Regions from separate parts of the Homo sapiens genome. Here region 1 is linked to region 2. A link is a loop called in an ENCODE intact Hi-C map of the cell type or tissue named here. Cell type or tissue: ovary. All regions are shown on one strand. Each heading gives the region's core, and the rest is flanking DNA. Links, peaks and the distances in the headings are about the cores only. Region 1 overlaps RBM19 (RNA binding motif protein 19). Region 2 overlaps DRC10 (dynein regulatory complex subunit 10).

Region 1 (16,764 bases), core at 4,856-12,855, 710 kb before region 2:
GCTGGTGAGAAATATTTGTGAAGAGCAAGCCTTTGGTGCGTTTGACTCTCACGCACATATTCATTTTAGGCATTACGTGTGGAGGCAGAGGACTGCCCAGGTAGAGGTTTTGCCACTTGCCTTCATGATGGTCATCTCTCTTAGGTCAGTCTCCCTCCCAAAGCAGAATCCTATTATGAAGTTAATTATCATGTCAGTCATCTGTTAATTAATAGTCAAATGGGCCTCAGGTGGCAGCCATGTTAACTGCGTTGGCTGATTCGTCAAGATGACTAATGATAAACAGCAAGCCAGGTGCTGAGATTTTTGGGGGGAATGAAGGGGGTATGAAAAGAAGAGGAAATACAGCGCAGGTCTGGGGGCCCGTCACAGCCCTTGCACTTGGCCTTGTGCTTCCGCTTCACCGACTGGTGTGATTTCCACCTCTCTCTCTCAGGAGTGCTCCTTTCCATGGGGTTTGGATTTGTGGAATACAGGAAGCCGGAGCAAGCCCAGAAAGCTCTCAAGCAGCTCCAGGTAAAGTGAAGATTCTCAGCTGAGGGCCACGGAGGCACTTGGCAGGTAGTGGGAGGTCCCGTCAGCCCTCTGAAATTGAGTGAGAATATGTATGAAGTCTACACTTGACCGGGCCCATTGCTTTTCCCAGATCTCTACGGGACTGTGGCCCAAGAAAAAATTAAGAACCTTTCCCAACACTCCACGGTCACCATAGTTCATTCATTTGATCCACAGCACTATTATCAAGGGCCTGACGTGAGCCAGGGGTGGTGGTAGGCCTGGGAGAGGTTGCTCACGTGGGCCCCTCTTTCTGGTGGGGTAGACAGGCCATGGACCTCTGAATAAACATGCAGGACCAGGTCATGAAGACAAAGCTGCGAGTTGGGGGTGGAGGTGGGGCACTTAGGCTGTGTGGTCAGGGAAGGCCTCTCTAAGGAGGTGACAGTTGAGGCCACACCTGCTTGGCCAGAAGTCAGCTGCACAGAGATCTGGGAGGGAGGTAGTTGGGGAGGAGGGACCATGTGCAGAGGGTCTGAGGCAGGGGCCATAAGGTGGGAATGAGCTTAGTACGTTTGAAAAGCTAAGAGGCCACTGTGGCAGGGGCGGCGTGGGGTGGCGGTTCAGGGTGCAGGATGAGGAGAGAGGTGTGCAGGGCAGGATCTTCTAGGCCATTTTACTGCTCAGCCTAAAGGCAGTGGGAGACCATTAGGGGGCTGTGAGCACACTGGCTTCTACTCCAGCCTCTGCAGCTGCTGGTGTGGAGAGGGGACGATGGCTGGGGGCAGGGGGCAGGTAGGAGACCCTTGAGTCATCCAGGCTTGGCCAGTTGGGGAGAAGGTGGGGAGAACAGGGCTGAACCGAAAGCTGTTTGGACAGAGACTCAACATCCTATTCAGACAGAGAAGGGAGATATGCCTTCCTGCTGGATCCTAAGTACAAGGACAGATTGATACTCTCTAGCAGGAGGGGAGTTAGGGCTGTGGAGAGCAAAACAGCCTGGGATTGGCACCATCCCAAAGGGCAAATTTTGCACCAGCTATAAGTTCTTCTTTTTTCTTGAGACGGAGTCTCACTCTGTCGCCCAGGCTGGAGTGCAGTGGCGCGATCTCGGCTCACTGCAAGCTCCGCCTCCCAGGTTCACGCCATTCTCCTGCCTCAGCTTCCAGAGTAGCTGGGACTACAGGCGCCCGCCACCAAGCCCGGCTAATTTTTCGTATTTTTAGTAGAGACGGGGTTTCACCGTGTTAGCCAGGATGGTCTCGATCTCCTGACCCCGTGATCCGCCCGCCTTAGCCTCCCAAAGTGCTGGGATTACAGGCGTGAGCCACCATGCTCAGCCTAAGTTCTAATCCAGAAGCTCTGTGGCTTTGCATTAGATGATGCATCCTGATGCATGGTGCCTAGGATGGCCTTCAGCTAAAGTGAAGCAGATGCAGTAGGTGTTAGTAGCTTGAGAAGGTATCCTCTGTTCCCTTCATAATGCCCCACATCCTAGGCCCTTCCTGGTCAGGGGCTGTGTACTCATTTAACTTAAAATTGGCTCTGCAGGTTCAGTGGTCCGTGTTTCTCTTTCACGCGATATAAGATTCTATGAAATTTCACTTTGCACGTGTACTGTATTATGTTCTGGACATCATTGTGTGCATGCATATGTGAATATTGCCTCCAAGAATTGTTCCTACGAAGCTCTGTGTGCTGTATTTTATGGGAGATTTAAGGGATTTTCAAGGGTAATTTTGCTAATACACCAGTTCTGCCTTGAGGGACCAATGTTAGAACCTAGCTTTAGATGCAACTCCACTAGGATTTAGAATATTTTTCAGGAACATACAAACTAAACCCAACTCTCTCTGCAAGCCAGACCTAAGGGCCTTACTTTGCCTGAACATGCTTATAAACAATGGAAAATTCCGTGTCCCTTGAATGACATCTAGGTCAAGGCCTACCTGTGGCTTAAGAGAGCGTCCAAGGGCTGAGTCTCTGACCACCAGCTGCTGCCTGGGCACGGTGTGAGCCATTTCAGGGAAAAACCATCCTCTGTCCTCTAGACCAGCTAGCCCCACTCCCCGGGGAACAATCAGGCTCCCATCTGCGAGCCAGGGCTCTGCTCTGGTGAAGGGCAAGGATTCGGGTGAGTATTTCTCGGGACAGAGAGATGAGCCATGTTGTCTTCTCTCTTAGGGTCACGTCGTGGACGGCCACAAGCTGGAAGTGAGGATCTCGGAACGAGCCACTAAGTGAGTCTTCAGTGTCCTCATTTCCTTTCCTACGAGCTGGGGCTTCCTGTGCTTGGTGCCGGCCACCCTGGAGGCTGTCTCACAACCCTTCAATGTCCTTTCCACCTATCCCTTTACCATTTAGGACTCTTCCTAATTAAGATGCCTAATTATGTTGGCATTTACCAAGTCCGACCCTGATTTTCCCAGTGAACTACAACAGTGTTAGTCCTTTGGGTGAATGTTTAATGCACAGGGGCTTTTTTTTTTCTTTTTTTTTTTAATAAGAAAAGGAACAAGTGCAGGAGAAACAGGCAAACAACACTCATCTTGGGATAAATAAACCAAGGAAGAGCTGGAGGTTGCTGGTGCTGTGGATGAACCAGAAGAAGCTGTAAAACCTAGACATTCAGCTTTATGGGACGTGCTTTCTTAGAGCTGAATGGCAGTGCCTACGATGGCCTCCAGTTAATGGGAAAGAGATTCCGTAGGTGTTAGAGATGGAGGCAGACCAATTTGCCCAATGACCAGTATACTGAAGTAGGGGGATTGTTTGGAGATTTATCTTTGCACCTCCATTTCTACCTGCTTGTATATCTAAATGAACTATTACACCCGACGTGCCTCCAACAGTGTCCGGCACATAACAGGTGCCCAGCGTAAGCCATTATTGTCATTATCATCTACTTGCATCGGGTGATAAAATGAATGCCTCTAACAGCCCTAGAGCTGGTTTCAGATATTTATTTGGTAGTTTTCAACAAGTTGGTAATTTGTTGTGGTCATCCGGCAAATTAGCTTCCAGCGAATTGACCTTTCTTTTTCCTTCTTTCTTTGTTGTTAATGCTTCCTGTGAGTCCAGCTTGGGCCAGCTCTGGTGTTTTTCACCCATTGTGGTCTGTGCTATGTTAAGCATCCTTGGAGGGAAGATGGCTTGGTACAGAGGCCCTCAGAAGTCTAGTGGGGGTTCCTGAGCTGCCAGTATAACAGAAGGAGCTCAGGCTTTGAGCCCCACACCTGTAGTTTCTAATTCAGGAGCTCTGTGACCTTGCATGGGTGACTTTGCCTCTGAAGTGAAACGTGCTAAGTAGAGGTTGTGTGTTAAGCATCCAGCACTTGCAGTGCCCATGAGCACTGAGCCAGCAGTTTCTTTCCAGTACCCTATCTCCAGAGAGCCAGCCTGAATTCAGCCTTGCAAGGTCTCACTTCCTAGCCAGTGTTCATGGAACCATTGTTTTACTCAAGAAAAAATTACAGCAAGCCCACTGTGTACCACATCCTCCTTCTAGGCATGGGGGATAGTGTTTCCTTGGGAGTTTACACCCTAGGGCAGTGCTGTTCCATAGAAGCTTCTGCAGCAATGGAAATGTTCCACATCTCTTCTGTCCAATATGGTAGTCAATTGCCACACATGGCTATTTAGCTCTTGAGATATGGCAAGTGCAACTGTTTTAGCTATCTATTGCTGCATCACAAAGTATCCCAGAACTTAAAGGCTGAAAAGAAAACATTATCTCATAGTTTCATGGGTCAGGAATTCAGGAGCAGCTTAGCTGGGAATTCTGGCTCAGGGTCTCTCATGAGGTTACAGTCAGGATGTCGGCTAGGGCAGCAGTCATCTGAAGGCTCAGCTGGGGCTGGTAGATCTGTCATTAAGATGATACACTCACATGGCTGCTGGCAGGGGTCCTCAGTTCCTCACCTTGGGGATCTCTTTCTGGGACCGCTTGAGTGTCCCCATGGCATGGCAGCGGGTCTCTCCAGAGTGAGTGATCCAAGAATGGGGAAGAAGGAGGCCACAATGTCTTCTACAACCTAGTCTTAGAATTCACACACCATCCCTCTGCTGTATGCTGCTTGTCACCCAGACCTGCCCTGATACAGCATGGGAAGGGATTACCCAGGGCATGAACACCAAGAGCCAGGAATCACTGGGCACCATCTTGGAGCCTGATACCCCAGCAACCGAGGAAGTGAATTTGTAGTTTTGCTGCTTCTATTTTTTTGAGACGGAGTCTCACCCTGTCACCCAGGCTGGACTGCAGTGGTGTGATCTTAGCTCACTGCAACCTCCGCCTCCTGGGTTCAAGCAATTCTCGTGCCTCAGCCTCCCAAGTAACTGGGATTACAGGCGCCTGCCACCACACCTGGCTAATTTTTGTATTTTCAGTAGAGACAGGGTTTCACTATGTTGGCCAGGCTGGTCTTGAACTCCTGACCTCAGGTGATCCACCTAAGCCTCCCAAAGTGTTGGGATTACAGGTGTGAGCCACCATGCCCAGCCTAGTTTTGCTTCATTTTAATTTAGATTCAACTAGCCACATGTGGCTGGTGGCTGCCATATGAGACAGCATAGCCCCAGAATGACAAGACAAAAAAAAGAAAAGAAACATGATTAAATGTATAATGTACTAGCACAGGGATCAGTGCCAGGAAGAGAAATGAAGCTGGGGGCTGTGGGTGAGGGGGCTGCCATTTTAATGGAGACAGGGAAGGCCTGTGAGGAGGTGACGTGGAGCAGGCCTGAAGGAGGTAAGTCCTAACATGGTCATTATCATAACAGCTGCTGTTTATTGAATGTTTACCACATTCTGGGTCCAGTGCTGAGTCTGCTTATTAAATCTTCAAACAATCAAATTAGGTGGGCCTATCATTACACCCATTCTACAGTGGAAGAAATGGAGGCCCAGAGCGGCCATGTTACTTGCCCAAGATCGCAGAGATCCTAAGTGTCGGATTTGGCATTCACACCCAGCTTGTTAACTCCCAGCCTTGCTCACTTCCCTACCCTGTTTTGGTGGAGTGGGAGGTTTCCCTGGGAGAGCAGGGAGACAGGCCAGGTAGCACTGCATTGGGGATGGCCTTGAACCTGGGCTGAGAGTGTCCTTGCTCGCCACCTGGTCCATCTGCATGGTTAGGCCCCCGCATGTTCCTCCTCGGGTTATTGATGAAGTGTCACAAGACCTTTGGAAACCAACTGGGGTCTTTCTTTGCAACTGGAGAGAAAGACACAATGGAGATTGGGTTTGGTGAGAAACCAGCCCCACCCTTAGCGGGGCTCCTTAAGTCCCTGGTGGCCCCGGAGTCTCTCAAATGAAGGTCAGCAGCCACCCAAGCACGGATGTGTCCCCCTGACGTCTGCAGCTGTTTTGGGTCCTATCACCTGGTGGGAGACGGCCTTCCTCTCCTTTCACGTTGGTCCCGCACCCCACGCACACTCCTTGAATCCATCACCTGAATATTCTGATGGAGGCGTAGTGGAGTCAATGTTGGGCAGGAGCTGCTGAAGCTCCGAATAACTTGGACCCTCTCCCCCCACCACTCCAGGCCAGCCGTGACATTGGCTCGGAAGAAACAAGTTCCCAGAAAGCAGACCACCTCCAAGATCCTGGTGCGGAACATCCCCTTCCAGGCCCACAGCCGGGAGATCCGAGAGCTCTTCAGGTGAGAACTTCAGGTTTAGTCCAGGGGACTGGCGTGTGGGCGGGGAGCCTGCCCGAGTCTCAGGGAAGATGGCCTTTGGGTCCTGGATGGTTCCGTTGCAGGCCGGCACAGTGGTCTTTCAAAGGTCATCTTTTGGCTGCTTTTGATTTATCTCCCTTAATCTCAGATGTGGCTCCCCAGAGCACTGTGCAGGAAAAAAGTCAAAACAGCCAGGCTTCCCCCTCTCCGAGGCAGATGGAGAAAGGGCAGGCAGGCTTCCCTGTCCCCATCCACAACGTGCAAGAGGGGCAGGGGCCCCAGTGGCTAAAACCCAGCCCTACCCATGATCTGCTTGAAATTTCCTCCATCCAGGCTACCCCTTTGGTTTAAGGTGCTGGTTTTCCACCTTAGCCACACATTCCAGCCACCTGGCAATGGCTAAAATACACCTTTCCCGAGGCTGCACCCCCAGAGAGTTGGATTCCATTTTTCAACAGTGGGGTCTAGACATCGGTGTTTTGCTAAAAGCTCCCCAGGGGATCCTAATGTCCAGCCGGGGTTGGGGACCAGTGGCCTAAATGACTCTATGGAAATGAAGGCGAATTACCTGCACACATAAAGCAGTCCGTCAGCACCTGCTTGCACAGGGGTGGAAAATGCAGCTGTCGCAGGGACCCAGCCGGTAACGGCAGCAGGCTGGGTGGGGACTGAGCAGCAGGCGGGCCTCTCTCTGGTCATCCAGCTGGGATGCCATGCAGGAACTCAGGCTTCGTAAGACCAGTTCCCATGTTTTGAAAGAGAAACCAGCCATGTGGATTCTTAAGGAGAATTCATCAGCAACTAATTCACTTTTTAAAAACAAAACAAGTCTGGCCTGCCCCAGGGCCCCTAGTTGGTGATCCCTACGCTGCCATGTTACAGTGTTTGGCTTTTCAGATTAGGTAGGCACCACCCAGCACCAAGCCATGAATGAAAGAAACGTCCTCATATCAGGGCCTAAGGGGAATGCTTGAAGCCAAGGCCCCCCCACCCAAGGCATGGGCAGGGTAATAGAGAGACCATCTAGCTCTCAGAATGCAAAGGCAGATGAAGTCAGCTTCACCTAAACACATTGTTGAGGCTTCGGTGGGATCCAGGACTGCTCGGGGGACCTGCAGCACCATGGCCTGCGCGTGGGTGAACATTTAGGATTCTAGACACTAGGTCTCGTTCGTTCATTCTACACTTGCACAAGGGTCCAAGAGTGAAGCCTCTGTTAGAGTTGCCAGTTAGCATCTTGCAAGGTAATCTGTGGTTACAAAATCAGCCTTGTGTTTTGGAGATGAGAAACAATTATCTTTGTGTGGCATCTACCTTCTTTGCTCTCACTCTGTAGTTTGAAGAATAAGAAGTCATGTGGGGAACTTCAGATATCTTTGTCCTCCTTTTCCCCTCTGTTTGTTCTAAATCATACACTAGTATTCAGTTCATAAACAGATGTGGTGTGTGGTGAGCTGGGATCTGAGGCAGAGACCAATCCTGCCAGTATCTGGGAAGCAGGATCTTAGCTATGATCTCCGGGTATCCTGCACAGCAGGAATAGCCTGGCGAGATGGGGTCATGACCTGGGGGGAGGTTTCCCATTTCCCTAAACCTCGACTGATCAGTCGTCCCTCCAGGAAGGTACATATCCTTAGCCTCTCGGTATGTCTGCTTGTTTAAACATGCTCTGCTTTTTAAAAGGAGTCCAACTTAAGAACTGCCAGATTAAAACGGGCTTGCTAAGAAGAGCGCATGTTGATCGGGAAATAATATCCCGCTGAAATGACAGTTTCACTTGGTTCTGCAGTATATTTAGGATGACACTTATCCGGGGAAACAAAAGACCACAAGGGAAGAGAGAGCACTTTGTGTGATCTCATGTATTATATTTATTTTTAGAAGACAGGGAATTAGTGTCCACTGAACATAATTACATGTGGTGACTCTTCTCCTTGCCATTGTTCTGATGAGAGTTTTCTTAAAACCCTGGAAACGTAAGACCTTCTTGGAGGGCCGTACCTGCTATTGTTGTTCACTCCGGCTGGGGATGTAAGGCAGTTCCTCGTTGCAGACAGCAGGGGTCGCTGTGAGCCTTCTCAGGGACTTCAAGATTGTCCAGGGAAGCCCCAGACAGGATTTCAGACAAAGCCACTGGCCGGTAAAGGTCATTAGCCAGGGGGAGGTTTCAGGGTTTCGGGGAACCAAGCTGGTCCATTTGGGCAGGCAGGTTCTATGGGTTTCTCCTACCAGGTGTAGTAAAAATCACAACTCCCTTTTATTACACGCTTGCTGTGTGCGGGGCTCTGAGCTTGAATGCCTTCCCGTGCAGAATCACCTCTTTTAAGCCGCACAGCAGCCCTGCGAGGGATGGATGCTGTCATTCCTTTTGCACCCAGACAGAAACTGGAGATGGAAACTAGGGAGATGGAGTGTCCTGCCTGGGACCATGCCGCTGAATGGGGATTTGGATCTAAGTCAGCCTAACCCAGAGCCCCGGCTTGGAGCCACTCCTCTCTGCTGCCTGTTTTCTTGGGTCTAGAAGGAACTGTCTTCCTCCAGATCATTCCAGTGGGACCAAATGACAGCGAGTGTGTCATTTATACCAGGCACTGTGCTAGGCACGAGGCATGTAGCCATTTCAGGAGAGACTCAGGTCTCTCTGTGGGGGACCAGAGAGGAAACTGACAGGGACAGCCAGTGGGACAGGTGTGCAGGTGAGAGTGCAGGGCTCCGGAGAGCATTCTCTGGGCAGGGCCTCAAGCTACCCCGCCTGCTGGAGGGGAGAGAAGGCAGCCTCCTAGCCCGAGGCAGCAGTGCCTGGGGCCCTTCCCGGAGGCCACCAGCCTTCCACTCGGGCCTCAGTGCACCACACTCCAGCCCCTTAACTAACCAGCCTTGGGTTAAACCAGACAGGCATCAGGAGGCACTGCATTTCCATGTTTCTGTGGGATCACTGTCTAGGGTGACTCAAGGATTATGCTTTTGGAAACTCAGAGAGAGGCACAGCAGTGGATTTGCAGACAGCGATTCTCGTCTTCTCTGTGGCTCTCTTTTCGGACTTCAGTTTCCCCTGGCATAAACTAGTGGTAGTAACACTAGTGATAACATACACTAATTTGTGATGATGCTGTGGTAATACGTGTGAGTGTTGATTTCTTTCTCATGTCCCCGGCCCCGTGCGCTGCAGTGCCTCATGTTTCTGGGGGCCCATTCATCACCGTGGCCCGGTAAAGTAGTTTCATGTCTCTGTTTCTCAGTGAAGAAACCAGCTCCAGAGCCCAAATTCCACCCACTGGGTCATCAGATGCCTCAGGCCACCACGCTGCTCATCGGCCTCAAGGACTATAAGGATTAAATGAGATTGTACAAATGAGGCACTTAATCCAGCCCCTGGCAGAGTAACAGGTAGTTAATAAATGTTGACTGTGGTGTTCAACAGCACCAAACCAGTGGAGCCAGGATTTGAACCCAGGGTTTGAATCTGAGTTTATAGACAGAACCCAGGTCCACAACGGCAGTGCTGAAGCCTTGAAGGTCCTGGGCAGCGTTTTCCTGGTTTTTTTGTTTGTTTGTTTTGTTTTTGTTTTTTCTTCTGTAAAGGAAGGCTGTAATCCTGTAATCCTCTATTTCTGCCCCATTCGTCTGTGTTCTGGGGTAGAGAGTCAGGAAGGACCTTGAGGGACAGGCTGAGCCAGCTCCCCTTTATCCCCCAAAAGGAAATGTGGAAGACACACAAATAGGGGTGTCCCAGACTGTGCAAGTATGCATGTACACACAAACTTCTCACCCCACCACTCAAACAAGGACGGAAATGGCCAGTGGTCAGCTCACCCGGCAGGTGCCCAGAGTCTTAGGTTAGTATGGATCTAAAAGAAGGAAGGAAGGAAGTGGAGACTGGGCTTCCCACCCCCCCCACCGCCACCCCATCTGGGTTTGCTCTGGAGTAGGTATGTTGCACATGTGTGTTTTGCCATGTTGTTTATTTTCCTCTTTCCCTGTCTCCACCAGGAAGTGCCCAGGGCAGAGAGGCAGTTCAGGGCCTGGATCGGGCCTGAGTGTATACATGCAAATGAAGCTTACACTTGGGGCTCTCCTGCTGATACACAGCAGCTGTATGCAGAGCTCAAGCGTTTGGTGGAGAGGGTCTTATTTCCACCCCCATTTCAAAAGCTGGAAGTGGTGTTAAAAACAGAGCTGGCTAATACAGGCATCGGGGAGGCATGGGACATGGGGTGAACCACGTGCCACGCAGTCTTTGTATCAGTTCGTCCACACAGCAGCCCAACATGGTAAGACTGTTGTTAAACCTGCCTTCTATATGAAGAAACTAGGGTACAGACAGTAACGGTGCTATTCCTAGATGGACCCTCGGCTTGCCCATTTCTGTCATAGTCCATGGGGCAGCCTTGTTTGAGCCACCTGGGTTCTGGCAGGCAGTACCCCCCATCTTCCAGGAAGGAGGTTCTGCAAACAGGATTGGCCTCACACTTGGTTAAATGCACTGCTGTCACCATCTTGAAATTCTTAGTAATGTGTGAACAAGGGGTCCTGGATTTTTCTTTTGCGCCAGGCCCTGCCAACTATATAGCCAGTTCTGCCTGTGAACCAGTAGAAGAATCGGGAAGTTTGGAGCCTGGGTGTAGTGGCCATTGGCCAGGCTTAGTTTGCTCGCCTGCAGGGTGGGAATGAAGAGTGTGTCTGCCTCCCCTGCCTCCCTGCCCAGGCGGTGAAAGGCTCAGGGAGAGGGTGGGTGGACAGGCTGACTAAAGGAGGGAGGTGTTTATGGGAGCATGTCTGTCACTGTCATGATCATCACTAAGGCCCTCTGTGGAAACTGCTAAGGAGCGCGTTTCAGACCTGCCTCTCTGAGGATGGCGTGGGAATGTCTAGGCAGCTCTGAAGTCCAGGCCAGGTCAAGTCATGGTGAAGAGTCAGTTCTGGTGATAAATCTGTGGATTCAATGCACTTCTCTCCCTTCCTATGCTATGTCATGTTAGCTCTCCGGGCCTCAGTTTTCCTCATCTGTAAAATGGGGATGAAAAGCCCTGCCTGACAGCTGGGTGATAAAAGATGAGTCAAGTATGTGAGACGCCTAGCGTAGTGCCGGGCTCATGAAAAGCTCCCAGCCAGCGTAGCTGTTATTACTGTGTTTCCTTCTGGTGGTCTGCCACGTCAGGAACACTGTTTGGGGTTAGGTTTAGGAAGACAGTCAAGTGGGTCTGGAGGTGAGAAGGAAGGCTTGGGTGGCTCACGCTTAGCCTGTCCATATACACAGTACTCCAGAGTCCCCCGGCTCACTTTCCACCTGTGAGCTTCCGCTGTCTTCTCTGTGGGAAGCTGACATCCACAGGTTCACAGTCAAGACCCGATTTCGCTTTCTTCCTTCACCGCTCCCTCCCTTCCTTTTTACCGACAGGTGGTTCACGTTGCCTTCCAGCCATTGGAGTCAGGTGGACATTTGTGAGAGAGTTACCTTCTTGGTTGGGGCTTTGGGCAATTAGCTTTTCCTTGAGCTTGGCCCCTGAGAGAAAATCGCCCGCATGGCCATCACCAGGGTAGCAAATGCTAAAAGTCTGTTCCCGCACTTTGGGAGGCCAAAGCAGGAGGATCCTTTGAAGCTAGGAGTTCGAGACTATGCTGGACAACATAGCAAGACCCCATCTCTACAACAAATACAAAAATTAGCTGAACTGTGTGGCACTCCTATAGTCCCAGTTACTCAGGAGGCTGAGGCAGGAAAATTGTTTGAGTCTGGGAGTCTGAGTTTGCAGTGAGCTATAATCAGGCCACTGCACCCCAGCCTGTGCAACAGAGTGAGACCTTCTCTCTAAAAAAATAGAATAAAATGAGGCCTTCAGCACACGCCAGCACACTCTTCCACTGACTAACTCCTGACCCCTGTCCAGGGTAGCTCAGCCTGTCCTGCGGTCCTGCAGTCCCGTTACCATTGCACCCCAGCTGCCTCAGCTCCCCTTGGAACTGCTCCATGTGGTTGCTTAGTGTACTGACCCCCAACCCCCGAATATAAGCTGGGACACTCTGACTGGCTCACTGTCATGTCCACAGGTGCCTGCTACATAGCTGGTGCTGTGATAATGTTTGTGGAGTGCATACCCACTATGTGAAGCCTGTCTCAATACAATCCTGGTAGAAACGCGAAGTGTAAGGCACAGAGAGGTTCAGCAGTCTGCCCCAGGTCACACAGCTCTGAGGCTGGTCACACAGACCAGCACAACCAGCTCTCCCTCCAGAGCTTCACTTATCGCCCTGGAACTCCTGCCATGGGTCAGGGATGTCTGGTGAGAGCAGGCAGCAATTGCAGGCTGGCAGATGGAGAGCTACTTTTCTCCTTTTATCTCAGCATCTTTTTTTTTTTTTTTTTTTTTTTTTTTTTTGCTATTTTCTTCCTTGAGGTGTGAACCACCTGCTAGGGTGTGAATGGGCGAGAGTTCACAACAGGTGTCTGGAGATCTTAATTACAAGGCTTGCATCTCCTGTCCACCCCACACCTGTTGTGCCTGCTTTGTGGGCAACGTCTGTCCATCCCTGGCCTCCTGGCCTTCTCATTTCCTCTTGCAGTGGCCGTGACAGTGGAAGGAGGGCCGAGGACAGCTTGCTCACTCATGCTCCCCACACACACCTCCCTTGTCTCCCCCACACAGGCATGGGGTCACTGCCCGATTGACTCCTGGTTGTCAGCAGTACTTTTCCAAAAGCTTCCAGCCCTTTGAGCCCTTTCATCTGCTAGGGCAGAGACACAGAGCAGGATGGGGGAAGACTTCCCATTCTCCAGGCTTTCCCTGAAGAAACTCTGCAAAAATCAGGCTCAGGCAGCTCCTGAGAGCCAGCCAGGCAGGATGGGTTGAGTGAGGTGTGTGGGGTGGGAGAAAACCCTTAGCCAAGTTCTCAAAGGGATGGGTGAGGAGGATGAGGCTGACCCCAGGTGTCTCTCCTCTGCACAGGTCGTCTCCTCCCAAATCCACTTCCCCAGAGAGGCCCTAGGTCAGGGGGCATCACAGCCACTGACCACTGACCAACTCCAGCTATGCTTGCTCATTATTGCCTGGTGCTTTGGGGCTTCCGCAGCAGAGTTAAGAGCTTGCAACCTCATCCATATGACCTCATCCTACCTTGATGAGGTATTTCCAAATATCGATGCTCTGGCCCTGGCTGGGAAAAGTTTGCCAACCCCTGGACTCAGTTAAACACAAGGCCTAAGTGGGGATTTGGCACGTCCTCACAGAGCACTGGGAACCTGAAGTCAGAAAACGGGGTTTGTGGCCTTCTAGTTTCAGTTACACAGATAAGGTATTTTTTTCCTCCCCTTATAAAACATACAGGGGTTACAAATAAAGCTAAGTCCTGTTGACCCCCTCGGAGGGCTGGCCGCGAGGACCGGGTCATTTCCCCACTCTGCCCTGTTTTCCTATCAGGATATTCCCACTCTTCCTACTTTGCTGTGGTTTGAAAGGACGGAATGAATGCGTGCTTTCATTCCTTCAGTGTGCATGGGGTGCCTCCTGTCTCCTCTGCACCACGGGAGATGCAGATTTATTCCCCTGGCATTCCTCTGGCGTTGATGGAGCCTCTCTCTGTACCAGGTGCATTGCTCGGCACTGGGAAGGTGGCTGTGAACAAGGCAAAGTTCCTGCCCTCGTGGCTCTTATGTTCTAATGGTGGTTGGCAGTAGGGGCAGTAAACAAATGAACAAATAAATTCCGTGACATGGTGGCATGAGCGTTCTGAAGACAGTTAAAGCAAGAGTTAGGAGGGATGAGAATAAGACCAGTACCAGTTTCTGTGGCTGCCATGACAACATGCCACAATGGGGGTCTTAAACAGCAGACATGTATTCTCACAGTTCCAGAAGCCAGAAGTCCCAGTTCAAGGTGTGGGCAGGGCCATGCTGCCTCCGAAGGCTGCAGGGGGGATCCTTCCTCGCTTCCTCCCGCTCCTGGAAGCTGCTGCCAATCCCTGCTATTGCTTGGCATGGGGCTGTGTCAGTCCCGTCTCTGCCTCTGTCGTCTCTGGCGTTCTTCCTTCTGTGCCTTCTCCCGATAAGGACACCGGGCATTGCATCGAGGACCCACACTAATCCATATGACCCCATCTGATCTTGATCACATCTGTAGAGGTCCTATTTCTAAGTAAGGTCACATTACAGGTTTCAAGTACACATCATTTGGGAGACATCCAGTACAGGGAATCTTAGACTGGGCAGTTAGGTAAGGCTCCTCCAAGCAGGGGACATTTGCGTGGAGACCTGGGTTGTGAAGGAGTGAGCACGTGCAGATCCAGAGACAGTAAATGCCGAGCCCCGACGAGGCAGGACCAGCCTTGCCCCGTGTGATTGCCAGCTAGCATGCGTGCAGAAAAGTGCACAGATCCTAAGCGGACAGTATGGCAGGTGGTCACAAATTCAGCACCACTGTGTAACCAGCACCTGGCTCAAGAGGCAGAGCATTTCCAGCTAGCCCCTGCCCAGCGCCTCCTGCCAGTCACTACCTGCCCCCCACCAAGAGCAGCCACTCTCTTAACTTCGAAAAACATATATTAGTGTTGCCTGTTTTTGTACTTTCTGTAAATGGAACTGGAACATATATTCTCATTTGTGTCTGGCTTCTTTGATCATCATTCTATTTCTGGGATCCGCACTTGCTATGTTGCAGTTGTAATCCATTCATTGTTGTGACCATCTAGAATTCCATTGTGTGAATATGTTGCAATATACTTACCCATTTTACCAATGAGCATTTGGGTAGTTGGCAGGGTTTGGGCTATTTCAAATACTGCTCCTGTGAGCATTTCTTTGGCATCCACATGCATGTGTCCCTGTAGAGTGTATGTGTAGGTATGGAATTGCAGGGCCACAGGGTATGCATATCTCAGCTTTAGTAGATATTTATTTCCAGGCAGGTTTCCAAAGTGGTTGTATCAGTTTGCGCTTCCTTCCACGGTCAGTTTATGGTGTTCTGGTGCGCCTCATCCTCGTCCACACTTGGTGTTGTCTGTCTTTTCCTTAGCCATTCTGGTAGGTGGATAATGGCTACAGTGGTATTACTGTATTATGGTTCTAATCTGTGCTTCCCTGATAGTTCAGGAAGTCAAATATTTTCTCCTATGTTTATGAGCCATTTGGATATCTATTGTCTCTTGTGGGATGTCTGTTCAAGTCTTTTGCCCACTTTTTAAAAACTGGCTTGTATGATTTTTAAATTTATTTTTCTTTTCAATTTTCTAATTACTTTTTATTTAACTTTCTGTATTCTGGACTGTGTGATTGCAGTGTCTCCCATTCTGTGGGTTGCTTTCACCTTCTTGGTGGTATCCTTTGATGAACAGAGGCTCTTCACTTAGATATTGTCACTGTCATTCTTTCTCCTTCCTGGTTATAACTTTTTGTGTCTGCTAAGAGATCCTTGCCTCCTCTGAGCTCATGAAGGTGGCCACCTATATTTTTCTCTAAAAGGAAAGGCTTCTCTTTGACCCTTCACATCAAGGTATGCAATCCATCTGGCATTGATTTTTGTATATGGCGTGAGGTGCAGACCAAGGAGCATTTTTTTTCCACTTGGATATTCAATTGGCCCAATATCATTTATTGCAAAGACCATTCTTTCCCCTCCCTCTGCAGCATTGATTTTGTCATAGATCAGGTGACTGTGTGTGAGGGTCTGCTTCTGACTCTAATCTGCTCCCCGGGTCTATTTGTCTGCCCCCATGCCAATACCAACCTGTGTTAATTACCAAGGCTTTGTAATAGACTTGATATCCAGTGGCTTTGTTCTTTCTCGTGATTGCCTGGCTGGGGTTGGCCATTAGCACTTCAGGTCTTTGGGCTTTCTTGACTTACATTTGTAAAAGATCTTGTAAGGAGAAAAGTCTCTCAGGGGGACTAGCAGGTGTGAGGAGACCCAAGAGGGGGTTTTTGCTTCACCTGGGCCATAGCTGACTGCGGCTTGGACCAGGCGTCAGCCACGGAAGTGGGATGCCAGGTCAGTTTGGGAATATGTTTGATGGTGGCTTTGGTGAGGACTATGGCAGAGAGAGGGATTGCAGATGACACCTATATTTAGGTCCTAAGCAGCTAGCTGGATGATTGGCCACATTCGGGGACGGGAAAGTCTGAGAGAGCTGCCATCTTGGTGGAATGTGCATCCCTCACAGCCCCGCTCCACACACACACATCCTCTCCTCACCTGTCATACAGCACAAATAACCACTGGCCACAGTCGTGATGCCAAGGTTGTGTGCCTCAACCCATCTGGCCGTGTGTCTATGTGTGTTTGGGGGCTTCTGTGAGCATTCCTGTTGGGATCCATGCATGTCAGCCTCAGCACCAGCATTTGAGTATTGATGGTCCTCGCTGCTGCATTCTCTGCCTATGTGAGCAAGGCACCATTAACGATACCTCCCGATGTCTGCACAGCACCTTACCCAAGGGCCTGCCGGGGCCTGAAGTGCTTTTGTGCTCAGGATTTCATTCATTCCCCCGCCAAGAAGCCTGGGGAACTGAAGCGCACAAGTCAGATGGCTTCCCAGCTATAAAACCCTGCACAAGTGGCAAAGCCGTATTTGCACTCACAGATACTCTTCCTGTGCTGTC
Region 2 (13,598 bases), core at 2,553-10,552:
GAGACAAGAATAAGCCTGGCTAGTTCAGAAACCCAGAGAATGCCAGTGAGCTAGAGGGAAGGGACAAAGATGGGCTGGGAAAGCAGGGGAAGGAGACAGATCACACAGGGCCTTTGAGGCCTAATCAAGGAATTTGGTTTCTAGAAGTTTTTAGTTTTAGAGACAAGATCTTGCTCTGTCACCCAGGCTTGAGTGCATTGGCACGTTCATAGCTCACTGCGGCCTTGACCTCCTGGGCGATTCTCCTGCCTTAGCCTTTTGAGTAGCTGAAACTACAGGCATGCGCCACCACTCTTGGCTAATTTTTTACATTTTTGTAGAGACAGGGTCTCGCTATGTTGCCCAGGCTGGTTTCGAACTCCTGGGCTCAAGCAATCTCCCTGCCTCAGCCTCCCAAGTAGCTGTGACTACAGGCACATGCCACCATGCCTGCCTAATTAATTTTTTTTCTTTTTTTAGAGATGGGGTGTCTGGCTGGAAGTAGTGGCTCACACCTATAATCCCAGCACTTTGGGAAGCCAAGGCAGATGGATCACTTGAGGTCAAGAGTTCAAGACCAGCCTGGGCAACAGGGTGAAACCCCATCTCTACAAAAAAAAAAAAAAAAAAAAAAAAATTAGCTGGGCACAGTGGCTCATGCCTGTAATCCCAGCACTTTGGGAGGCTGAGGCAGGCAGATCACCTAAGGTCAGGAGTTCGAGACCAGCCTGACCAACATGGTGAAACCCCATCTCTACTCATAATATAAAAATTAGCTGGGTGTGGTGGCGTGCACCTATAATCTCAGCTACTCGGGAGGCTGAGGCACAAGAATTGCTTGAACCCAGGAAGTGGAGATTGCAGTGAGCCTAGATTGCACCATCATACTCCAGCCTGTGCGACAGAGTGAGACTCTGTCTCAATGAAAGGGAAGGGAAGGGAAGGGGTGGGGAGGGGAGGGGAGGGGTCTTACTCTGTTACCCAGGCTGGTCTTAAACTCCTAGCTTCAAGGGATCCTCCAGCCTCAGCCTCCTGAGTAGCTAGGATTATAGGCATACCACACCAGTTAGAAGAATTGTTAAGAAGGGAAATGGCGGTGTGGTGGCTCACGCCTGTAATCCCAACACTTTGGGAGGCCAAGGCAGGTGGATCACTTGAGCTCAGGAGTTTGAGACCAGCCTGGGCAACACGGCAAAACCCTGTCTCTACGTAAAAGACAAAATTAGCTGGGCGTGGTGGTATGCACCTGTAGTCCCAGCTACTCAGGAAGCTGAGGTGGGAGGATCACTTGCGCCCAGAAGGCAGAGGTTGCAGGGAGCTGAGATCGCACCACTGTACTCCAGCCTGGCTGCAGAGCAAGACCCTGTCTCAAAAAAAAAAGGGAAACAGTAGCATGATCCCAAACCCTAATAATAATTGTCATATTGCACACATACAGTGTATTTAGTTTAACATACATTTTCTCTCTAAATCTTTACAAAAACCCTGTGAGATGGTGTATGAGTACAGATTTGGCTGCTATAACAGAGACACCCAAAATAGCTGTGGCTTAGTCAAGATGGCAGTGTATTTCTCTGTAGTGGAAACACCGGAGCTGGTGTGGCATCTCTGCTCCCCAACTTGTCAGAGGTCTGGTTTCTTCTATGTGACTTCCCTGCTGTCCCCAACATGGGACTTCTGCTTGTGGGCCAAGATGGCTGCTCCAGCTTTCCCCATCATGTGGCCCCCAGTCTAGCCAGCAGGAAGGAGGAAAGGGGAGGAGAGGGCTTGGTTCTGCCCCTTAAGGACACGTGTGGAGGTGGCACACAGAACTTCCATGCATATCTTGTAGCCACACCCAGCAGAGAGAAGTGCTAGGAAGGACCGACCACCCGTCACTGGGGCTGTGTTATGCTCCACATTCTACCCCACAGCCTCTCTGGGGAGAGCAGACATGGGGGTAGCCAGGCTGCACTGCCACAGGCCCTTCTGTTTCTATCCCCCACCACTGATGAAAGGTTCAAGGCCCTGGGAAACTATTCACAGCCCCCTCCCTGGTGCTGGGTTGGGCACTTCTCACTGAATTTGTCCTTTAAAGCATTCACCTGACTTTGTGGATAACATTCACCTGACTTTGTGGATAACATATGTGTGTGTGATTTGTGTGGTCTTGAGGGGTCTGGCTCCTCCACAAGAAAAGGGGGACCTTGTCTCTTTCAGCCTGCCACTGTGTCCCCAGTGAGCCTGTCCAAAAGAGGGGCATGATGTATACTTGTTGAGTGGACAGAGGACCAGCTGCTGAGCCCTCGGGCAGGGAGGTTACTAGTAAGGTGGGAGGGGCATCATCTAGGAATAGGCAGAGGGACACAGGTGGCCCTGCTGGTCTCATTCAGGTGCTAGAACCAGCTTGGGGCTTCACCTTGGACTGACCTGGGCTCAAATGCCATTTTTGCCAGGTGGGCAAATTTCATGTCATTGAACCTCAGTGTACAGTGAGGGGAGACACCAATCAGGCACGTGTGGGGAGTCTACAGGGAGAGCTCTGACTGCCGATCATATTCCCAGCGCCTGGTGCCTAAAGCCTTGCCTGCAGGATGGGCTTGCCCCAAAGGCACTGCCTCCCTGCCCCCAGTGTGCAGGAAGTGAGCAGATGCCCGGCGGGCCTGCTGCCAGCTGACCCAAGCCCAAGATGGTGGCGTGAGCAGCCATAGCACCGCTGTGCTCAGAGGGAGACTCTAGTGTAGTGAGAAGCCTTGAGAGCTTCTTTACAAAACTGTCTCATCCTCCACCCCCATTCCTGTTCTAGAATCCACCCAAGGCAGGGGACAAGCCAGACATGGGCCCTCAAGAAAGAGCCCGGTGGCAATCCCTGCAGCCTGTGTTCATCGCACACCTTCATGCACCCCACTAAGTGTCTCTGCCAGCTGGGCCTCCCCTGCTGTGTCCCCAGGAGGAGCATCGCCGCTGTCCCAGTCCTCCCCTGTGGCCTCAATCCAACAAGCTTGTACCCTTCACTCGTGCAAGGAAATAGAAAGTGGTGGCCAAGAACGTGGGCTCAAGGTCAGACAAACCTGGCTTCAGGCCCCAGTTCAGCTGGGCAACCCCAGACAGATGAAGCCACCTCCTTGAGCCTCAGTTGTCTTGTCTGTAATCAGGCTGTCCCTGACCTCCATTGTGGGGTTGGGGGTGTGATTAGAGAGATATAACCCAGGTGGCATGCCTGGCCCTGAGGGAGGATGCAGTGGTGCCAGCCTCTGGTGACTGTCAGTGGATATGGAGAGTTGCTTTTTTTTTTGAGATGGAATCTCACTCTGTCACCCAAGTAAAAGTGCAGTGGTATGATATCTCCGCTCACTGCAATCTCTACTTCCTGTATTCAAGTGATTCTCCTGCCTCAGCCTCCCGAGTAGCTGGGATTACAGGCATGCACCACCACACCCAGCTAATTTTTGTATTTTTAGAAGAGACGGGATTTCATCATGTTAGCCAGGCTGGTCTCAAACTCCTGACCTCAGGTGACCCACCCACCTCAGCCTCCCTAAGTGTTGGGATTACAGGCGTGAGCCACTGTGCCCGGCTGGGCATGGAGGTATTAACGGAGCCCTTTCTCTTCCTGGCTTAGGTGGAAAAGGAGAACTTTGTGATCCAAGAACTGAAAAACCACCTGCACCAGGTGCTCAAGTTCTCAGAGAACAGCCTCGTTCGCACTAAGCAGGAGGCTGAGAAGCAGCAGAAGGCCGATTTCCGGGCATCACAGGCCAGGGTGGCCAAGATCCAGCAGGAGATCCTGCAGCTGCAGTCACAGTTTTACAACCTGGTCATGGAGAACCGGGAGGCAGAGCAGGCGCTGAGGAAGGTGCCCCGGGAAGCAGCGAGGATGGGCCGAGGGGGCCCCTGGTGGGGGGGATGGGTGGGACTGTTCCATCACTCCTGGAGGTCCAGCAGTGTTGGGCAGGGCAGGACTGCACCAGCTACTCAGGAAGTGGCTTGGTGGAGGGGAAGGGCACAGGAGCAGGGAAGGCCCAAATCCAAGCCAGTGTCTCCTGGGAGGCAGGAAGGGGCAGCACACAGGCCTGGGGACAGGGGACAAACTGGGATCCTGTCCCAGCATTGCTGCATGCCAGCTTTGTGACCTTGGGCAAGTTCCTCAACTCCTGAGACCCCACAGGGATAATACCCACATCGTCAGAGGCTGGGTGCCCTGCAAAGGAATGAAGAAGTAGCATGTAAAGCTCAGGCTAATTACTCAACTCCTGCCCAGCTGCCGATTTCACACCTCAGAAATGAAAATGCTAACATTGGTCTTAATGGTTGTTACATGAGAATTACATGAGATGGTAGTGAGAGAGCTGGTGCATAGTAAGTGTTCAATAAATATCATTTCTGACCGGGTAAGGTGGCTCATGCCTGTAATCCCAACACTTTGGGAGGCTGAGGTGGGAGGATCGCTTGAACCCAGGAGGCGGAGGCTGCAGTGAGCTGTGATTGCACCACTGCACTCCAGCCTGGGCAACAGCAAGACCCTGTCTGTACAAAGAATAAAAGATAAATTAGTCAGGCGCTGTGATGTGTGCCTATAGTCCCAGCTACTTGGGAGGCTGAGGCAGGAGGATCACTTTAGCCCAGGAGTTTGGAGGCTGCAGTGAACTATAACTGTGCCACTGCATTCCAGCCAGGTCAACAGAGTGAAACCTTGCCTCTTAAAAAAAAAAACCCAAAACCTTCATTTGCCTTCTCCTTCATCATCTCAGCCAAGACCCAGGCCTAGCACACACCCAACTTCCAAATCTCTTTCCTTGTAAAAGGCACCCTTTTTAATACTTGTCTCCAGTCTCTTAGTGTCACACTCTTGAGCATCTGATGGAAGCCACGGGCCTCTCCCCCAGAAAGAAGGCACAGATGCACTTACACATCCTAGTGGACAGTTCCCTGGGGAGCCCAGTCCCCCTGAAGCCGGCCTACCCATGGTGCCCAAGCTAAGGGCTCTTGCTCTGTAGGATTAGGGGGTTTATTTATTTATTTATTTATTTATTTATGTTTGAGACAGGGTCTCACTCTGTCACCCATGCCAGAGTGCAGTGGCGTGATCATAGCTCACTTCAGCCTCCAACTCCTGGGCTCAAGTGATCCTCCCATCTCAGCCCTCATGGGTCGCTGGGGCATGTCACCACGTCTGGCTAATTACAAATTATTATTATTGGCTGGGAGCAGTGGCTCACGCCTGTAATCCCAGCACTTTGGGAGGCTGAGGCAGACGGATCTCCTGAGGTCAGGAGTTCGAGACCAGCCTGGCCAATGTGGTGAAACCCTGTCTCTACTAAAAATACAAAATTAGCCGGGCGTGGTGGCATGCACCTGTAATCCCAGCTACTTGGGAGGCTGAGGCATGAGAATTGCTTGAACTCAGGAGGCGGGGGTTGCGGTGAACCGAGATCACACCACTGCACTCCAGCCTGGGTGACAGAGCGAAACTCCATCTCAAAAGAAAAAAAAAAAGTATCATTTTTTGTGGAGACAGGGTTTTGCTCTGTTGCCCAGGCTGATCTAGAACTTGTGGCCTCAAGCAATTCTCCCATTCCCACCGTGGCCTCCCAAATGGTTGGGATGAGCCACTGGCCCAGCCTGCTTATTTTTAATTTAGGTGAAACTTACATAACATAAAACCATTTTAAAATGAGCAATTCAGTGGCATTTAGTATATTCACGATGTTGTGCCACCCCCACTTCCACCACTTCTATCTAGTTCCAAAACATTATCACCTCAAAATAAAACTCCATATCCATTAAGAAGTTACTCCCCATTCCCTTATTCCCCCTGTCCCTGGCAATCACTAATGTGCTTTCTGTCTCTGTGGATTCACCTATTCTAGACACTTCATATGAATGGAATCTTCTGTGGCCGTTGTGTCTGGCATGTTTTACTTAGCACTGTGTTTTCAAGGTTCACCCATGTTGTAGCATGGATCAGTGCTTCACTGCTTTTTATGGTGGAAATAATCTTTTAAAAACAAGATTAGATCATGTCCCTCCACTGCATCTAAATCACCCAGTGGCTTCACCTCACCCTTTCCTGAGAATACAGCCTCCTCTTGCTGACACTCCCTCTGTGACACAGCCTTTTCCTTGGACCTTGTTGGGGACCACTTTCCTCCTCGCCACTCCCTTCCAGTCACACTGGCTTGATTTCTGTCCTTTAATTTTTTTTTTAATTTTTATTTTTTGAGACAGTCTTGCTCTGTCACCCAGGCTGGAGTGTGGTGGCATGATCTCAGCTCACTGCAAACTCTGCCTCCTGGGTTCAAGTGATTCTCCTGCCTCAGCCTCCTGAGTAGCTGAGATTACAGGTGTGCATCACCATGCCTGGCTAATTTTTGTATCTTTAGTAGAGATGGGGTTTTGGCATGTTGGCCAGGCTGGTCTCAAACTCCTGGCCTCAAGTGACCCGCCTGCCTCAGCCTCCCAAAGCGCTGGGATTACAGGCGTAAGCCACCACGCCAGGCTGATTTCTGTCCTTTAAACAGCACAAGCTTGTTCCTACCTCAGGGCCTTTGCACCTGCTGCTTTCTCTGCCTAGGATGTCCTGGAACCAGGCTGCTGGCATCAAATTCAGGCTCTGCCACCCATTAGCTCTGTCACCTTGGGCAAGTAAGATAGCATGTCTGAGCCTCAGTTCTCTCCCCTGTGAAATGGAGAAAAGGGAACCTCCTTGTTCAATAGGCGAGGCATGTCAAGCACCTGCCAGAGCCTAGTGATGCAGAGAGTGCTCAGTGCTGTTGATTGTTAATATATTCCATCAAACAATGACAAATTGGATCTTTTCTAGAAGAAATATAAAGTGGAAACGGAAATCGAGAACTGGATCCAGAAATATGATACAGAGATGGGTGAGAAGCAGGTATTTGTCGCTGAATAAGTCTCTCTCGCATGCTTTTCCCAAGACCTTCTAGGAATGGGATGAATGGGAAAAGTAGCCTTGGGATGGTCCATGGAGTGGGCAAACTTCTGAGCCTCTCTGCAGGGAGCACTTCCCTTTGTTTAAAGGGTTTGTCCAGCCTGGGGCAGAGTGAGAGGTGGGAAAGAAAAGAGCCAGAAGCTGCAAGGCCAGGTGCTGTGGCTCATGCCTGTAATCCCAGCACGTTGGGAGGCTGAGGTGGGAGGATCGCTTGAGCTCAGTAATTCAAGACCGGCCTGGGCAACAGAGCAAGACTCCATCTCTATTAATTTAAAAAAAAAAAAAAAAAAAAAGCGACTGGCTAGAAGGGCCTGACACTCTGACACTGGGCCTAATGATCATGGCTCCATCTAGTGTCCACATCCCATACTCCTCTGGATGGGCTCCTGCCAGCACCCCTACAAGGTGGGGCTCCTTCCCACAGACTCAGATGGGAGCCTGCCTCCACTGCATCACTCAGTCACTCAGCCAGTTTTTATTGAGCACCTGAGATGTGCCAGCTGTGTGGCCTTAAGCAAGGTACTTGACCTTCCCAAGCCCGTTTCTGCATCTGATTAGCAAAGGCAGTAATTCCCATTTTGGGACCATGGCGGGGATTCGGTGAGACACCATGGCTGCAAGTGTGTGTGCCCAGCACAGGGTCTGGCCTGGAGGGAAGTGCTCAGGGGGTGGTAACCTTCAAATCGAGACACGCCCAAACCCTTCACCCAGCACTGGGATAACATTGGTGGCCCATGGCTCCAACCCAGGGGCCAGGGAGGACTGGGGAGCACTGGAGAGCACTGGAGGTAATATGCGCTGGAGTGAGCCAAAGCCAGGTGTGCTCTTCAGAGAAGGGCAAGTCAGAACCTTGTCCTGGGCAACCATCAGGGCCTGGAGAGGGGAGCTTTGCAGGCGGGGGCTCTCATTTCTCTGGGTCCCATGAGGGTTGTGGGTTGGTTGCGGGCAGGGACTTTGTCCACCCAGCTCTGTGTCCTCTGGCAGTGCTCTGCTTTTTGTAGATGCTGGGAAAACATCAGTGGAAGGAAGGAAAACGGGTGTAAATGACAGCAGGAGAGGCTATGGTTAGACATAAGGAAGAACTCTGGGACTCCGTTTGAGGCCTGAGAAAGTTCCTTCTCCTCTGGTGTCTTGTGGAACAGACTGCTTTCATGGCAGCAGCCTCCATTTCTTGTGTCCCCACTGTGTGCCTGGCATCATGTCCAGTACATTGTGTCCATCGGGTCATTTAATCCTAGAAACAGCCCCTGGCTTCGGAATCGTCCCCATGTTTCAGATGAGGAAAAACGAAGGCCCGAAAGGTGAAGTCAGTTGAGGTGTGGCAGAGCTGGGACTTAAAACTAAGTCTGCCCAACTCACAAGCCCATGTTCTTTTCCTGTTCCTGAAATTATTTCAGTTGGGTCCTTCCTAGAGCTAGGATGGAGCCCATCCCCTCTCCCCATCCATGTCACTGGGACCGAGAGATGCTGAACAGCTTAGCTTAGGGGCATCGCTGGGGCAGAAGACCATTTGGGAAGGGTAAGGGGGCCTCAGGGAGGAGGGTGGGAGGAGGCACTCTATGTGTGGTGACCCCAGCCCCACCCCTCACCCCAGGAGGAGTTGGAGGATCTGGACGCTGTTCACAGGGAGGAGAAGATCTCGCTGGAGGAGCTCAGGCGGAGGCACAAAGTGCTGGTGGGAGAGTTTGCGCAGATCCGGGAAGAGCGGGAGATCAACTCCAAGAAAAGGATGGAGGCAGAGCAGGAGATGGTGCGCATGGTACGGGCGGCCACGCTCATCCAGGCCCTATGGAAGGGCTATCTGGTGCGCTCCCTGCTCAGATCCAAGAAGAAGCGGGGCAAGGGCAAAGCAAAGGACAAGGAGAAGGGCAAGCAGAAAGGCAAGGAGAAGGGCAAGGGCAAGAAATGAGCTCTCCACCCAGCCCGCTCCTGACCCTTATCTTCCCAGAGACCAGGCCAGGAAGGCCCGAGATGGAGAGCACTAAATTCACGGCTTTCATGTTTTTATTTAATAAATTAAAAAGTATTTGAAGCCACATTGAAGGGAACGCTCTACGAATAAATCTCTTTACCCAGGGCTGTGGGCTGTGTGTGTCCAGCTCACAGATGGTGTTTCCATGAGGAGCGTGCAGCCTGGGGTGTCAGCCCAGAGATTATGGTTCCTTACTTCAGCCTTAGTGGGAAACCAGACCCCAGCTGCAGCCCGGAAGCTGCCATGGCCATGATGGACACATCACTCACCAGGGCAGCGGGGTGTGGGTCACAGCTGCCCATAGGGGGCAAAGAAGCAGGCAGGGAACTCCAGGAGGAGCGGGGCCTCAGGTTTCAGGCTGCCCCTAACCCTGTTCTGGGATTAATTTGCTTGCAACTTCCCCTGCTCTAGCACTGTGAAAGCTCAGAGGGAGTCCTGAGGTCACAGCAGCCCTCAGCCTCACATTCCAGGGAGCTGAACAATTATTTAAAACAACTTTTTTTTTTTAAAGTAAAAAATTTTTAGGCCAGGAGTGGTTACTCACACCTCTAATCGCAGCACTTTGGGAGGCTGAGGCAGGCAGATCACTTGAGCTCAGGAGTTTGAGACCAGCTTGGGAAACATGGCAAAACCCCATGTTTTATTTTTTGTCTCTACAAAAAATTAAAAAATTAGCCAGGCATGGTGGCACACGGCAGTAGTCCCAGCTACTTGGGAGGCTGAGGTAGGAGGATCACTGGAGTCTGGGAGGGTCGAGATTGCAGCGAGCTGAGATTGTGCCACTGCACTCCAGCCTGAGTGACACAGGAAGACCCTGTCTCAAAAAAAAAAAAAAAAAAAAAAAAGGGTAGGTAGAGACAGGGTCTCACTATGTTGCCCAGGCTGGTCTTGAACTCCTGGCCTCAAGCGATCCTCCTGCCTGGGCCCCCCAAAGTGCTGGGATTACGGGCATGAGCCATCACCCCCGGCCTGAACAATTATCTTTAAATTATTTGTCAGCATTTAAAAAACTGAGGGCTACCATGTAGAAATCCAACACTCTCCCTTTTCTGGAAAAAAATCTAATCATCCAGATATCCCAGGTCTGCATATCTCCTAGGGCTCAGCAGCAGCAGCCCCCATTAGATGGTAAAGTAAGTCGCCCCCATCCTCACCACCCCCAACTGCCTTACATACACCACAGCCTGGTGTCCGTTGCCCTTTAGTGTCACCTTGGGCTACTGCCAGATTTTACTGTAGTTGGGAGGAGGAAAGAGGTTTGTTTTTTTTTTTTTTAGACAGAGTCTTGCTCTGTTGCTCAGGCTGCAGTGCACTGGTTGGATCTCAGCTTACTACTGCCTCTGCCTCCCAGTTTCAAGCGATTCTCCTGCCTCAGCCTCCCGAGTAGCTGGGATTACAGGCATGCGCCATCATGCCTGGCTAATTTTTGTATTTTTAGTAGAAACAGCGTTTTGCCATGTTTACCAGGCTAGTCTCAAGCTCCTAACCTCAAGTGATCCACCCACCTTGGCCTCCCAAAGTGCTGGGATTACAGGCATGAGTCACCATGCCCAGCCAGGAAAGAGAGGTTATTTCTGGCCTATGTCTGTGGAAACAAAGGGGAAGATGGGAAGGCAAAAGAGAGATGGATGTTTCAGGAAAAACTGAGGTGGGCGTGAGTAACTAATTGTTAGTGAAAGTTCCAGGAAGCTTAAACATTCTATATGTTTAAAATGCACATTGCAGCTGGGCGAGGTGGCTCACACCTGTAATCTCAGCACTTTGGGAGGCTGAAGCGGGAGGATCACTTCAGGCCAGGAGTTTGAGACCAGCCTGTACAACATAGTGAGACTCATGTCTCTTTTTTTTCCCTTTTTTTCTTGTTTCTTACTGGAAGGAATGAAATCCCTCTCTATAAATTTTTTTTTTTTTTTTTGAGACAGAGTCTCGCTCTGTTGCCCAGGCTGGAGTGCAGTGGCACGATCTCGGCTCACTGCAAGCTCCGCCTCCTGGGTTCACGCCATTCTCCTGCCTCAGCCTCCCATGTAGCTGGGACTACAGGCGCCTGCCACCGCGCCCGGCTAATTTTTTGTATTTTTAGTAGAGACAGGGTTTCACTGTGTTAGCCAGGATGGTCTCGATCTCCTGACCTCGTGATCCGCCCGCCTCGGCCTCCTAAAGTGCTGGGATTACAGGCATGAACCACCGCGCCCAGTCCAAAAAAATTTTTAAAAGAAGTTAGCCAGGCATGGTGGTGCATGCATGTAGTCCCCGCCACTCAGGAGGCTGAGGGGGAGGATGGCTTGAGCCGGGAGGTCAAGTCAGCAGTGAGCTATGATCGCACCACTGCACTCCAGGGTGGGCAAGGAAACGAGGCCCCGTGTCTTAAAAAACAAAACAAAACAAAAAAAAGAAACACCAAAAACAAACAAACATACAAACAAACAAACAAAAAACAAAGCATGTTTGCATGAGAGCACAGCTGGCCTGCCTGACCCCACAGGTGTTTCTGTGTGTCACTGGTCCTGGGCACTGCAGGTCTCCCTCCCCAGCAGTGTCCACTCTTCCCTGCCCCAAGGCAGACGTACCAACCAGATGATGTGGCTTCCAACTGGACTCCCTAAAATCCTGGTGCCTCCTGGAGGTGCCTTACAGGAAGACGGGGGCAAGGAGAGGCCCAGAGCCCAGCCCACACTGCCCAATCTGGGTGCAATTCCATCTGCGCAAAGGCTTTGTTGCTTTTCCTAAGTCCTGGGCTGCATCCTAAGTGCTCTGCAGACACACATGTCACTGTCTGGCTTTCTTGGACCCTCCACTTGGCAAAGTCCTAGCCATTGTGTTTTATTTCCCACCTTAACACACACACACACACACACACACACACACAAACAAACTTAAAAACAAAACTAAAAAAATACTATTGTCTGTACTCTGAGCTAAGGAAGAGCCGGCCAACCACAAGTTAGTGGCATTAGCCAGAAGCCGACGGGAGGAAGAGTCCAGCGCTTCCCGAAGCCCCAGATTCCCAAACTTCAGTTACCCACTCACCGCTGTCATGTTGCCTGCCACATCCTTGTACTATCTGTTGTATTTAACTTTGTTATTTAAATCAACTCAGGCCTAACAATGGCCTTTACCCTGAGGGGGAAAAAAAGTGACATTCATGGCTTTGATGAGCTGATCTATTTAGTACATGAAAATAAATTCAGAAGCATATTAAGATGAAACAGTGTTCACTCACAAATCTCCCAGTTGCCGTTGTGTTCCCCAGGCTTCACAGACAGCCTGGAAAAACTCCTCTAGGGCTTGCAGACTTAGCTGGAAACTAATCCTGAGCAGGAAGCTTGGCTTGAAGGGATAAGAGGGGACCCTCCAGGTTGGCAATCACGCCGTTTATTCGCACTTGGCAGCAAGACAATGGATGATGTGGGAGGTGCCAGGCCCCTGGGTTGGCACTAATTTGGAGTATGGTTGAGACAGGGCTGGAGAGAGGCATCTTAGAGGTGGCCCCCAAATCCGCAATCGGGAGAAAAAGGCAAGAATCGACTAGAGATTGTCAGGATAAAGGGAGGCACTGCCCACCCCTGCTATGTCTGTCTGCCCCCACAGGGGCTTCTTTAATACCTGGGGTTCCCTGGGTGATGAATGTCCTCCTACCCTGGCAAGGGGCCATACCTGTCGCCGTGGCCCCATAGGCAACCCTGATGAAAGAGTATCATTTCCAAGGGGGCTTTGGTTTCTGGGTGGCCCCACCTCGTCGTGGGGTAGATGGCACTGAAATGCTAACTGAGCGAGCCCTGGAAGTCACCAGGGGGCTCCGGAAGGTCACCCCTGACGTGGAAGGCCTGAGATCCTGAGGCCCATTTGTGTGGGGGGCACTGGTGGCTGGATGACCAGTGCTGGGGACATTCAGGTGGGTGAGGGAATGGGAAAGTCCCCGCTTCAGGGGGCGTGAAGAGTGTAACCCACCCATAGATAACTTCTGGGAGTCTGCCGCTGGCCCCGGCTCTGTCTTGGAGGGACCAGCTGGGTGAATGGCTCGCAGTGGTGCCTCCCTGGGGCGGGGCGAGTGGCTACCCCTGGGGGTAGGTGGTGGCGTCCACAAGAGAGCACGGAGCTTTGCGGCATCCCCCTTCGCCATCCGCGGGGCCCCGAAGCTGGCGCCTTCAGATCGGGAGCCAAACAGCGACTCATCACAGTAAGACGGGGTGTGGCTGATGGGTCTGGCAAATGGAAGATAAACGCCATGAGCTGGGGGATGAACAACCCCTCAAAACTTTAACAGCTCTCCCACCCACCCTGGGATGGCAGCAGCAGAGGAGGGTTGCCTGCAGATCCCAGGAGTCCTTGTCTCCCAGTCTGAAACCTACAGCGAGGCCACAGCCTCTTAAGCACCACTGCCCCCGGTCTCTGCTGATTTTCCCTGCGAAACATCCACTGCCCCTGCATCCTGACCCCATTCCCAGACATGTGCCCCAGGCCTGGACAATTTGCATATTCCATCCTCCTGGCCACATGGATTGGTTCACGAATGGCCAGATGACCCAAGCCTGTCCAATCAGAATCTGCCTTAGGACCTTGCAGAAACCACTAGGAAAGAGATGTCTTTCTGCCACCTGACTTTACTTCTTGCTAAGCTGATAGGATGTCAGCCCAAAGCAGCTTGTGGCTATCTCCTTCCTACTGAAGATTGAAGGGCATGCAGGGAAAAGCAGCACTAAGGTGGAGACAGACAGT

Evidence for each region. A loop is a pair of places that touch in the nucleus more often than their neighbours do. Peaks named below come from ENCODE experiments on the same cell type or tissue, not always from the same donor. Only the 100,000 strongest peaks of a DNase experiment are listed, where the experiment ranks them.
Region 1: a loop joins it to region 2, with 2.5 times the contacts of the local background. A loop is called at or near these places in 10 of 110 quality-filtered maps.

What each region holds. Positions count from the first base shown.
Region 1 is chr12:113,904,363-113,921,126 of GRCh38, reverse strand. RBM19 (RNA binding motif protein 19) reads left to right here. Exons shown (of 24, transcript NM_016196.4): 19 at 437-516; 20 at 2,680-2,735; 21 at 6,042-6,158. Among named protein-coding and RNA genes, the nearest start is that of RBM19, 54 kb to the left of the region's middle. RefSeq lists an enhancer at 10,223-10,723. In ovary, for the core only: a CTCF peak has its summit at 8,222 (motif pointing right); a DNase peak (open chromatin) is centred at 8,231.
Region 2 is chr12:113,190,796-113,204,393 of GRCh38, reverse strand. It overlaps DRC10 (dynein regulatory complex subunit 10), which reads left to right. Exons shown (of 5, transcript NM_001330452.2): 3 at 3,581-3,814; 4 at 6,782-6,853; 5 at 8,505-8,948. The coding sequence ends at 8,819. It overlaps RITA1 (RBPJ interacting and tubulin associated 1), which reads right to left. Exons shown (of 4, transcript NM_032848.3): 4 at 12,026-13,084. The coding sequence ends at 12,577. Among named protein-coding and RNA genes, the nearest start is that of RITA1, 12 kb to the right of the region's middle. RefSeq lists enhancers at 1,443-2,334, 12,249-12,902 and a silencer at 9,996-10,290. In ovary, for the core only: a CTCF peak has its summit at 7,318; a DNase peak (open chromatin) is centred at 7,273; H3K27ac peaks cover 2,444 bases.